Linked DNA regions of Mus musculus: region 1 is linked to region 2. The links are chromatin contacts, found by Hi-C or POLR2A ChIA-PET in ENCODE. All regions are on one chromosome and are shown on one strand. The core of a region is the stretch at or near the end of the contact, and the rest is flanking DNA. Distances in the headings are between cores, read along the strand shown.

The links. A loop is a pair of places that touch in the nucleus more often than their neighbours do. ChIA-PET counts read pairs that join two places held with the same protein, here RNA polymerase II (POLR2A).
Region 1: a loop to region 2 is called in a map of gastrocnemius, with 3 times the contacts of the local background. The contact joins the promoter of Atp6v1g2 here to the promoter of Tnf in region 2. A Hi-C loop is called at or near these places in 12 of 37 maps with a recorded cell type or tissue (T-helper 17 cell, T-helper 2 cell, adrenal gland and 3 more). POLR2A ChIA-PET finds 5 or more read pairs at or near these places in 1 of 5 experiments (embryonic stem cell).

What each region holds. Positions count from the first base shown.
Region 1 is chr17:35,234,869-35,240,725 of GRCm38, reverse strand. It overlaps Atp6v1g2 (ATPase, H+ transporting, lysosomal V1 subunit G2), which reads right to left and starts at 4,130. Exons shown (of 3, transcript NM_023179.3): 1 at 3,881-4,130; 2 at 3,509-3,609; 3 at 1,959-3,101. The coding sequence starts at 3,962. The coding sequence ends at 2,928. Nfkbil1 (nuclear factor of kappa light polypeptide gene enhancer in B cells inhibitor like 1) reads left to right here and starts at 4,940. Exons shown (of 4, transcript NM_010909.5): 1 at 4,940-5,076; 2 at 5,495-5,774. The coding sequence starts at 5,020.
Region 2 is chr17:35,199,120-35,205,225 of GRCm38, reverse strand. It overlaps Tnf (tumor necrosis factor), which reads left to right and starts at 3,219. Exons shown (of 4, transcript NM_013693.3): 1 at 3,219-3,571; 2 at 4,088-4,142; 3 at 4,321-4,368; 4 at 4,663-5,859. The coding sequence starts at 3,386. The coding sequence ends at 5,081. Lta (lymphotoxin A) reads left to right here. Exons shown (of 4, transcript NM_010735.2): 1 at 1-67; 2 at 564-668; 3 at 752-851; 4 at 1,077-2,061. The coding sequence starts at 573. The coding sequence ends at 1,489. It overlaps Mir6974 (microRNA 6974), which reads left to right and starts at 669; the gene lies at 669-751.

The sequences.
Region 1 (5,857 bases), core at 2,881-5,380, 35 kb before region 2:
TGACCCAAGTGAGCCAAACTTTCTGCTTTACAGCCAGCAAAGGGTGTTTGCACCAAACACAGCAAACAGCAAACTCGTGCAAATGAAGACTTGTGTTTGCACCAATCATAATATTGTCCCTTTGGCATCAGTGATAACACATCTTCCTGCTACTGGACTATGGGAAGTTCCACCCTCCACTGGGGGAGGAGAGAGAGGACAGAAACAATCCTGGCTGAGCCATTAGCTGTGTGGTTTCCTCAAAGACTTTATAGAAGATTCAAAATGGCCATGCTGACAGTCCTCGTTAAGGTAGCCAGGGCAGGAAGGGATTGTCTTAACAGCTGGCTGTGATTTTAACAATGCTTAAAACCTGGGCCACTGGGGCCACAGCAAGGTGAGTGCCCCTCATCTGTCTTGCCATTTTTTTCTTCCTTTCTCTGTTACTGAGTTTGAGCAGTTATATAGACTGGCCTCAAGCTCTCAATTCTCCTGCTGGAGGATTTGAATGCAGACCCATGCCCCGCTCCACTCTTCCTGTAAACATATGAAAATAGAGAAATAAAACAAGGTGGCCAAGGCAATACAGCTAGCAGGGAAACACCAGGGTGTAAGCACCCCAATTTCCTATCACATGTGTCCCTCCTCTTCAAAAATCTCCTTGCTTTTGTATAGCTATTTCCCCCGAAACATTTCCTCCTGATGAGAGTGGAGAAGGCTCAGGAAATTCAGAAAAAAAGTTGCAAGACACGGAACACTTCTCCCAGATTGTGTCACCAATAAACAGCTCCTGGTGGCAGGACTCTTTGGTCTGCATACAAGTCACGCTGGTGGGCGACTTTCTGATGGGAAGCTACTCCAGTCTCACTCCTATAAGTAACCTATCACCCACCATACTGCCAATAACTCCAGCGAGCTCTTTGGTCTGCCAAGTGAGACTTGGGTGGTGAGATATCTTTGGTGTTTCATGACTGCCTTATTTGGCATAGATTTTTTTTTTTTTTTCCTGAGACAGGGCTTCTCTGTGTAGCCCTGGCTGTCCTGGAATTCACTCTGTAGACCAGGCTGGCCTTGAACTCAGAAATCCACCTGCCTCTGCCTCCCAAGTGCTGGGATTAAAGGCATGCGCCACCACACCTGGCTTATAGTTTTTTTTTTAATGTCTCTCTACAGAAAAGTCATATAAGACTATGAATTACCTCATTGATTCAAGTTCAGGGTGAAATGAGCAGTGAAGAGAACTGATAAAGGAATGGGGGTCAGAGACCAGCAGTGTCCCACCCCCTCACCCCCTACCACCACCACCCCAACTTCCTCCTTCCCCACCCCAGCATCTTTTTATTCCAAAGTATTCCTCAACTGCCAAGTGTGTGCCAAGTGCTATCTAGGCTCTGGGGATACAACGACCTTTATCATCAGATACATAATGAGAGCCAATACCCAAACATAATGTCAAGCCAGGCGTGGTGGTGCACGTCTTTAATTCCAGTACTCAAGAGGCAGAGGCATGTGGATCTCTTGTGAGTTCAAAGCTAGCCTGGCCTAGCAAATTCCAGGGTAGTCAGAGATACTTAGTAAGATAGTAAGTCTCTGTCTCTCTGTCTCTCTCTCTCTCTCTCTCTCTCTCTCTCTCTCTCGTGTGTGTGTGTGTGTGTGTGTGTGTGTGTGTGTGTGTGTCTGTCTGTCTGTCTGTCTGTCTGTCTGCCTGCCTGCCTGTCTGTCTGTCTCTGTCTCTGGTGCTGATGAGCAGTGTAAAACCAGGAAAGAGACAGAGTGCTGCTCTGCCAACATTTCCCTTACAACTATCTATGCAACTCTCTGTTCAAGAGGGGACACAGTACTGTGTCCTTTTGTTTCTCCATAAAGCTTCCAGGACAGCCCTTTGCAGTGTTTTGGAAACTATATAAATGCATAACTCTGAGGACAGCGAACCAAAGTGAGCAACGGCAAGGCAAAAAGGAGGCTGCTTTCACCAACAATTGACTCATCCACCAGTATTTTATTGACACTCCGCTGTTACACAAGGAGGCAAGGTGCTGAGGGCACACAAAGGAATGCATGCATGTGAATGTCATAGATATCTTCAGCTCCCGGAAGCAGCAAGATTTGGGAAAACAGAGAAAGAGGGGGGCCAACCATGAGAAAGACCAGCTCAGGAGAAACAGAGAGGTGCTAAGAGATTTGATATATATTTGGGACTCGGACAGAGGGGCTAAATAACATTATCATTTAACTGTTCGGGGGCATGATGTGCCAAGGGAGAGCCAGAGAAACAAATTCTTTAGAGGGTTACTAGTGTCACAGTGGCTGAACAAAGCTGGAACACAAGGAATAAAAAAGTCAGGAGAGGGGGTTAGAATTCTGGCAGGCACGCAGAGTGCGGTCATGATACAGGCACTCCGTCATCTGGAACTATGCTGAATTCTCACAGATAATTCACAGCAGCCACCTTACAAAGTGAGCGTTGTTGCTGTCATTCCAGTCACAAAGATGAGGACACTGAGGCTTCCAGGTTAAATAGTTGTCCCAGTTGTGTAACCAGCAAGGACCAGGGGTGGGAGAGGAACAGAGGTTCCCCTGCTCTGAAGTCAGGGTGCTTTCATAACTGTCACCAGGACATATATTTCACAGAGGGGTCCGGTGGGGATGACGTGGGCATTCATTAGTAAACTTCCAGTGGGTGTCATGGAACAGAGAGATTCGGGTTTGTCGGGTTTGAACAGGCTACTTGTAAGTCTCAGGGGGGAATATTGGATCCTGTCACATAGAAGCCTCCCCTCCAGCAACAGGTTATTATGTGAAGCGATTTGGTGGGTGGGGGGGATGATATTATGGATTGAACCCAAGGCTCTGCGCATGCGACACAAGTGGTTTTGAGTTGGGATATTTCTCTGTGGACGGAGCTGACAGAAGGAGTCACTCTAGGGATGTGTCCCTGAGCGATGGTTCTAGACAGTAACCCGATAGTTGGGGTGGACCTGGGGCCTGACTTCACAGACCATGCCGAGAAGCTGAGCCAGGACGCGCTCCCGATTCCTCTGCTGGGAACTCTGCATGCCCTGAACCTGCCGTCTTGTGGCCTGCTCCACTTCAGCAGACAGGTTCCCCTGAGAGCCCATGGCCTGGGGGATGGGGGCGGAGGAGAGAAAGAAAAAAGCAGACACAGAGAAAGGAGGGTCCCAGCATGTAGGAGGAAAGGTTCAGAGGAAGGCCTGGGAAGCCTTTTCGAAACTATTCCCACCCCACAAAAACATGTAGATACCAAGCAGGTGGGCACAATCCTTACTTCTGAGACTGACCATAAAACTGTCCCCACCATACAGACTGTGAAGGCTGCCCCACAAGTCTCATGTACCCTTTAAAACCCTCAGACCTTACAGATCCCGTCAAAGCTTTACCAATGTGTGGTCCTTGTCAGGGCCTCTTCAGCTCTCAGACACCCTAATTTCTTAGTCACCTGTATACACCTGGCAAGAGGCACCCACCGATTTGCACCTGGGTGGGGCCATCCCTGTCCCCCTCAACTCACCGCCTGCTGCTTGCTCTGAAACTCCTGTTCCCGCTCCCTGCGGTATTGCTCCACCTCCATTTGAGCCTCCTCCTTCGCCTGCTTCAGTCGCCGGGCCTTCCCTAGAGGCAGAAGGACAGTGAGTGTACACACACACACACACACAACCAGGTGCGTTAGTGGGATCAGTGCCCTCTAGAAAGTTATCCAGTTTCCTGTCAACCAACCAAATGCTAGACTGTAAAACCCACCCGTTTCTTCTACCCTAATAGCCTCAGTCCCCCATCTGTCCTCATTGTCCTTGGGCTTTTTTTTCCTAAGGACTCAAATGCCCGCTATCCCCTATTCCTAAATTCTCCTTCCATATTCCTAAGAGAGGAAAGGGGGGCTCACTCTTCCTGGCATCGGCCACCTTCTCCGCTGCCCGCTTCTCAGCCTGGAGGAGCTGCTGGATACCCTGGGTCTGACTGGCCATTTTTATCACTAGAGAGGATGCTGTTCCGAAGGCGACCGAGGTACCAGACGGCTCCCACCCTCCAGCGCCTACTCCTCCGGGCCCTTGATGCGGTCCTCCACTCCCACTGGGTCTTAGCGCTCCCGTTTTCACTCAGTCTCCTGCACCGGGTGGGTGTCTGTCATCCTCACACTGATGACTGGTCCTCCTCTCGAACCTCACTGAGGTAGTACCCGAAACGGCCGCCCGAGGGCAGCAGAGACCAGCCCTGTGCTGACTACTGCAGCAGGTGCAGGGCCTCTCCGTGTCACCAGGGTCCACAGAGATGGGTCTGGGGGAAGCGGAGGGCAGAGTGTTTGGGTGTGAGGAGATCTTGGTTGGTGGTCTCGAAGGAGACACAAAGGCGATGAGAATGGTGTGGGAAGGTAAGGATGCGCTTGGACACAGTACGCTGGGTTTCACTTACACTCCCAACTGTGTCTCCACGCCTCCCTCCGCCCTTACCCCCTCTTTTCAGCCTCCATCTTCTCTTCAGACTTTCCCCCCAAATCTGAACGTCTGCACACATCTCCCTGCTCTGTCCTACGTTTGCCTTGTTAGTGTCTAACCATGTGTTTTTCTTTTTTGATCTACCCATATACTTGGCCTCATTGTGGTTGTGTGGTGTGTGTGTGATTATGTGTGTGTGTGTGAGATTGTGTGTGTGTGTTTCGAGACAGGGATTCTCTCTGTAGTCCTGGCTGTCGCTGCAGCTCGCCCTATAGACCAGGCCTGCCTCTGCCTCTGCCTCCCTTCGAAAGCTCGCCTCTCATCTTCCGCTTGCAGGAGGACCCTATGTCGCAAATTGTCTTATTTCCCCTCCGGAGACCTAATCACAAGTCACCCAGTCCGAGCGTTCGGTACGATTTCCGGGATGGAACACACAGTTCATTTCCGCCCGAAACTTGCGCGTGTGCTTGCGCCATTTCCTGCATCCTGGCGCGCCTCCTCCCTCCCCACCTCCCTTCTCCGAGCGTCTTAAGCCCAGGCCTCCGGCCTCCGTCTCTGAGGGTCCTTGGGGGGGCGGGGAGCAGGTCTGATGAGTAACCCCTCCCCCCAGGCCCCAGAGGAAGAAGCCTCTACGTCTGTCTGTCGGGTACATTATATTCCATTTCTAGATCGCTCTTTGAATTTGTGACTTTTCTCCAGATTTGTGGCTAATGAAAATTGCCCCCATCTGGCCTTACTTGATTTTTGTTGTTGTTGTTGTTGTTTCCCTCCAAAGTTCAGAATTAACTTTTTTCTTGGGCTCTGGAACCTTAAAACAACTATGTATCATTTTCTCAAAAATTACATCAAAAATTAACTCTGTGATTCCCCCCTCCCCACCAGCCCCCAACTCCAACCCCATCCCCACCCTCCGCCCCAAACTTGCCATCTGCTAAGGGATGAGAGTTTAGAATAGGCCTTATCTCTTGCTGGAGATGCAAGGGGGAGGAAATAGGAGGTAAAGGGAGAAACGGGGAAGAGCGGAGCTGGGACCTCACCGCTGCCATTTCCCACTTCTTCCTCAGCCCCAGAGTTGTTCCATGGCCTCCGCTTCCCGCCGGCACCGCCGAGAGCGACGCTTCCGGCGGTACTTGTCTGCAGGACGGCTGGTGCGAGCCCAGGCTCTCCTCCAGCGACATCCCGGGCTTGATGTGGACGCTGGGCAGCCCCCGCCTCTCCACAGGGCCTGCGCCCGCCACGATGCCCCTGCCCTGTGCCTGCTGCTGCGTCTCGGCGCTGACCCTGCCCACCAGGACCGCCATGGCGACACGGCGCTGCACGCTGCTGCCCGCCAGGGCCCTGATGGTGAGTGGGTCCGTGGGAACTGGTCTTGAGAAGCTGGCCAGATCTGAACTGAAAGAATGCGTGGGAAATAAAGGCCTGGTGTG
Region 2 (6,106 bases), core at 1,970-4,469:
GCCTGCCACACTGCCGCTTCCTCTATAAAGGGACCCGAGCGCCAGCGCCCAGGACCCCGCACAGCAGGTGAGCCTCTCCTACCCTGTCTCCTTGGGCTTACCCTGGTATCAGGCATCCCTCAGGATCCTACCTCCTTTCTTGAGCCACAGCCTTTTCTATACAACCTGCCTGGATCCCCAGCCTTAATGGGTCTGGTCCTCCTGTCGTGGCTTTGATTTTTGGTCTGTTCCTGTGGCGGCCTTATCAGTCTCTCTCTCTCTCTCTCTCTCTCTCTCTCTCTCTCTCTCTCTCTCTCTCTCTCTCTCTCCCTCTCTCTCTCTCTCTCTCTCTCTCTTTCTCTCTCTCTGCCTCTGTTAGCCATTGTCTGATTCTATGGTGGAGCTTTCCTCTTCCCCTCTGTCTCTCCTTATCCCTGCTCACTTCAGGGTTCCCCTGCCTGTCCCCTTTTCTGTCTGTCGCCCTGTCTCTCAGGGTGGCTGTCTCAGCTGGGAGGTAAGGTCTGTCTTCCGCTGTGTGCCCCGCCTCCGCTACACACACACACTCTCTCTCTCTCTCTCAGCAGGTTCTCCACATGACACTGCTCGGCCGTCTCCACCTCTTGAGGGTGCTTGGCACCCCTCCTGTCTTCCTCCTGGGGCTGCTGCTGGCCCTGCCTCTAGGGGCCCAGGTGAGGCAGCAAGAGATTGGGGGTGCTGGGGTGGCCTAGCTAACTCAGAGTCCTAGAGTCCTCTCCACTCTCTTCTGTCCCAGGGACTCTCTGGTGTCCGCTTCTCCGCTGCCAGGACAGCCCATCCACTCCCTCAGAAGCACTTGACCCATGGCATCCTGAAACCTGCTGCTCACCTTGTTGGTAAACTTCTGCCTCCAGAGGAGAGGTCCAGTCCCTGCCTTTTGTCCTACTTGCCCAGGGGCTCAGGCGATCTTCCCATCTCCCCACACCAACTTTTCTTACCCCTAAGGGCAGGCACCCCACTCCCATCTCCCTACCAACCATCCCACTTGTCCAGTGCCTGCTCCCTCAGGGATGGGGACCTCTGATCTTGATAGCCCCCCAATGTCTTGTGCCTCTTCCCAGGGTACCCCAGCAAGCAGAACTCACTGCTCTGGAGAGCAAGCACGGATCGTGCCTTTCTCCGACATGGCTTCTCTTTGAGCAACAACTCCCTCCTGATCCCCACCAGTGGCCTCTACTTTGTCTACTCCCAGGTGGTTTTCTCTGGAGAAAGCTGCTCCCCCAGGGCCATTCCCACTCCCATCTACCTGGCACACGAGGTCCAGCTCTTTTCCTCCCAATACCCCTTCCATGTGCCTCTCCTCAGTGCGCAGAAGTCTGTGTATCCGGGACTTCAAGGACCGTGGGTGCGCTCAATGTACCAGGGGGCTGTGTTCCTGCTCAGTAAGGGAGACCAGCTGTCCACCCACACCGACGGCATCTCCCATCTACACTTCAGCCCCAGCAGTGTATTCTTTGGAGCCTTTGCACTGTAGATTCTAAAGAAACCCAAGAATTGGATTCCAGGCCTCCATCCTGACCGTTGTTTCAAGGGTCACATCCCCACAGTCTCCAGCCTTCCCCACTAAAATAACCTGGAGCTCTCACGGGAGTCTGAGACACTTCAGGGGACTACATCTTCCCCAGGGCCACTCCAGATGCTCAGGGGACGACTCAAGCCTACCTAGAAGTTCCTGCACAGAGCAGGGTTTTTGTGGGTCTAGGTCGGACAGAGACCTGGACATGAAGGAGGGACAGACATGGGAGAGGTGGCTGGGAACAGGGGAAGGTTGACTATTTATGGAGAGAAAAGTTAAGTTATTTATTTATAGAGAATAGAAAGAGGGGAAAAATAGAAAGCCGTCAGATGACAACTAGGTCCCAGACACAAAGGTGTCTCACCTCAGACAGGACCCATCTAAGAGAGAGATGGCGAGAGAATTAGATGTGGGTGACCAAGGGGTTCTAGAAGAAAGCACGAAGCTCTAAAAGCCAGCCACTGCTTGGCTAGACATCCACAGGGACCCCCTGCACCATCTGTGAAACCCAATAAACCTCTTTTCTCTGAGATTCTGTCTGCTTGTGTCTGTCTTGCGTTGGGGGAGAAACTTCCTGGTCTCTTTAAGGAGTGGAGCAGGGGACAGAGGCCTCAGTTGGTCCATGGGATCCGGGCAGAGCAAAGAGACATGAGGAGCAGGCAGCTCCCAGAGACATGGTGGATTCACGGGAGTGAGGCAGCTTAACTGCCGGAGGAGACCCAAAGGATGAGCTAGGGAGATCCATCCAAGGGTGGAGAGAGATGAGGGTTCTGGGGAGAAGTGACTCCACTGGAGGGTGGGAGAGTGTTTAGGAGTGGGAGGGTGGGGGAGGGGAATCCTTGGAAGACCGGGGAGTCATACGGATTGGGAGAAATCCTGGAAGCAGGGCTGTGGGACCTAAATGTCTGAGTTGATGTACCGCAGTCAAGATATGGCAGAGGCTCCGTGGAAAACTCACTTGGGAGCAGGGACCCAAAGCAGCAGCCTGAGCTCATGATCAGAGTGAAAGGAGAAGGCTTGTGAGGTCCGTGAATTCCCAGGGCTGAGTTCATTCCCTCTGGGGCTGCCCCATACTCATCCCATTACCCCCCCCACCAGCCCTCCCAAAGCCCATGCACACTTCCCAACTCTCAAGCTGCTCTGCCTTCAGCCACTTCCTCCAAGAACTCAAACAGGGGGCTTTCCCTCCTCAATATCATGTCTCCCCCCTTATGCACCCAGCTTTCAGAAGCACCCCCCCATGCTAAGTTCTCCCCCATGGATGTCCCATTTAGAAATCAAAAGGAAATAGACACAGGCATGGTCTTTCTACAAAGAAACAGACAATGATTAGCTCTGGAGGACAGAGAAGAAATGGGTTTCAGTTCTCAGGGTCCTATACAACACACACACACACACACACACACACACACACACACACACACCCTCCTGATTGGCCCCAGATTGCCACAGAATCCTGGTGGGGACGACGGGGAGGAGATTCCTTGATGCCTGGGTGTCCCCAACTTTCCAAACCCTCTGCCCCCGCGATGGAGAAGAAACCGAGACAGAGGTGTAGGGCCACTACCGCTTCCTCCACATGAGATCATGGTTTTCTCCACCAAGGAAGTTTTCCGAGGGTTGAATGAGAGCTTTTCCCCGCCCTCTTCCCCAAGGGCTATAAAGGCGGCCGTCTGCACAGCCAGCCAGCAGAAGCTCCCTCAGCGAGGACAGCAAGGGACTAGCCAGGAGGGAGAACAGAAACTCCAGAACATCTTGGAAATAGCTCCCAGAAAAGCAAGCAGCCAACCAGGCAGGTTCTGTCCCTTTCACTCACTGGCCCAAGGCGCCACATCTCCCTCCAGAAAAGACACCATGAGCACAGAAAGCATGATCCGCGACGTGGAACTGGCAGAAGAGGCACTCCCCCAAAAGATGGGGGGCTTCCAGAACTCCAGGCGGTGCCTATGTCTCAGCCTCTTCTCATTCCTGCTTGTGGCAGGGGCCACCACGCTCTTCTGTCTACTGAACTTCGGGGTGATCGGTCCCCAAAGGGATGAGGTGAGTGTCTGGGCAACCCTTATTCTCGCTCACAAGCAAAACGGGTTAGGAGGGCAAGAAGGACAGTGTGAGGGAAAGAAGTGGGCTAATGGGCAGGGCAAGGTGGAGGAGAGTGTGGAGGGGACAGAGTCAGGACCTCGGACCCATGCGTCCAGCTGACTAAACATCCTTCGTCGGATGCACAGAGAGATGAATGAACGAACAAGTGTGTTCACACGTGGAGAGATCTGGAAAGATGTGGCCAGGGGAAGAGGGGATAAGCAAGAGATAAAACTCAGAGACAGAAATGAGAGAGGCATGAGAGATAAGGAGGAAGATGAAGGGGAGATAACGGGAGATCAAGCACAGAGGGCACCGCAGAAAGAAGCCGTGGGTTGGACAGATGAATGAATGAAGAAGAAAAACACAAAGCTGGGGGGTGGGGTGGGGCAAAGAGGAACTGTAAGCGGGGCAATCAGCCGGGAGGCTTCTCCTTTGGGGTGAGTCTGTCTTAACTAACCTCCTTTTCCTACACAGAAGTTCCCAAATGGCCTCCCTCTCATCAGTTCTATGGCCCAGACCCTCACACTCAGTAAGTGTTCCCACACCTCTCTCTTAATTTAAGATGGAGGAAGGGCAGTTAGGCATGGGATGAGATGGGGTGGGGGGAGAACTTAAAGCTTTGGTTTGGGAGGAAAGGGGTCTAAGTGCATAGATGCTTGCTGGGAAGCCTAAAAGGCTCATCCTTGCCTTTGTCTCTTCCCCTCCAGGATCATCTTCTCAAAATTCGAGTGACAAGCCTGTAGCCCACGTCGTAGGTAAGATTTCTTTACATGTGCCTTGAGAATGAAGGGGCATGATTTTGGGGGGCGGGTTGAGGGGTGTCGAGCCAGGCTGAGAAAAGACAGAGCTCTTAGAGACAGCACGTGAGAGTCAGAGCAGTGACTCAAAAGCAAGGCATCAGGGGGCCACCCGGGACCTCATAGCCAATGGGATGTGGAAAGACAGAGGGTGCAGGAACCGGAAGTGAAGTGTGGGTAGCTGCTGAGGCTCAGGATGTGGAGTGTGAACTAAGAGGGTGACACTGACTCAATCCTCCCCCCCCCCCTCAGCAAACCACCAAGTGGAGGAGCAGCTGGAGTGGCTGAGCCAGCGCGCCAACGCCCTCCTGGCCAACGGCATGGATCTCAAAGACAACCAACTAGTGGTGCCAGCCGATGGGTTGTACCTTGTCTACTCCCAGGTTCTCTTCAAGGGACAAGGCTGCCCCGACTACGTGCTCCTCACCCACACCGTCAGCCGATTTGCTATCTCATACCAGGAGAAAGTCAACCTCCTCTCTGCCGTCAAGAGCCCCTGCCCCAAGGACACCCCTGAGGGGGCTGAGCTCAAACCCTGGTATGAGCCCATATACCTGGGAGGAGTCTTCCAGCTGGAGAAGGGGGACCAACTCAGCGCTGAGGTCAATCTGCCCAAGTACTTAGACTTTGCGGAGTCCGGGCAGGTCTACTTTGGAGTCATTGCTCTGTGAAGGGAATGGGTGTTCATCCATTCTCTACCCAGCCCCCACTCTGACCCCTTTACTCTGACCCCTTTATTGTCTACTCCTCAGAGCCCCCAGTCTGTATCCTTCTAACTTAGAAAGGGGATTATGGCTCAGGGTCCAACTCTGTGCTCAGAGCTTTCAACAACTACTCAGAAACACAAGATGCTGGGACAGTGACCTGGACTGTGGGCCTCTCATGCACCACCATCAAGGACTCAAATGGGCTTTCCGAATTCACTGGAGCCTCGAATGTCCATTCCTGAGTTCTGCAAAGGGAGAGTGGTCAGGTTGCCTCTGTCTCAGAATGAGGCTGGATAAGATCTCAGGCCTTCCTACCTTCAGACCTTTCCAGATTCTTCCCTGAGGTGCAATGCACAGCCTTCCTCACAGAGCCAGCCCCCCTCTATTTATATTTGCACTTATTATTTATTATTTATTTATTATTTATTTATTTGCTTATGAATGTATTTATTTGGAAGGCCGGGGTGTCCTGGAGGACCCAGTGTGGGAAGCTGTCTTCAGACAGACATGTTTTCTGTGAAAACGGAGCTGAGCTGTCCCCACCTGGCCTCTCTACCTTGTTGCCTCCTCTTTTGCTTATGTTTAAAACAAAATATTTATCTAACCCAATTGTCTTAATAACGCTGATTTGGTGACCAGGCTGTCGCTACATCACTGAACCTCTGCTCCCCACGGGAGCCGTGACTGTAATCGCCCTACGGGTCATTGAGAGAAATAAAGATCGCTTGGAAAAGAAATGTGATTTCTGTCTTGGGATGAAGTCTGCATCCATCTCTTTGCGGAGGCCTAAAGTCTCTGGGTCCAGATCTCAGTCTTTATACCCCTGGGCCATTAAGACCCCCAAGACCCCCGTGGAACAAAAGGCAGCCAACATCCCTACCTCTCCCCCGGAAACAGGAGCCTAACCCTAATTACCTTTGCCCTGGGGCATGGGAATTTCCCACTCTGGGAATTCCAATACCTGCTGGGAAAGTACTGCAGTTCTTTCC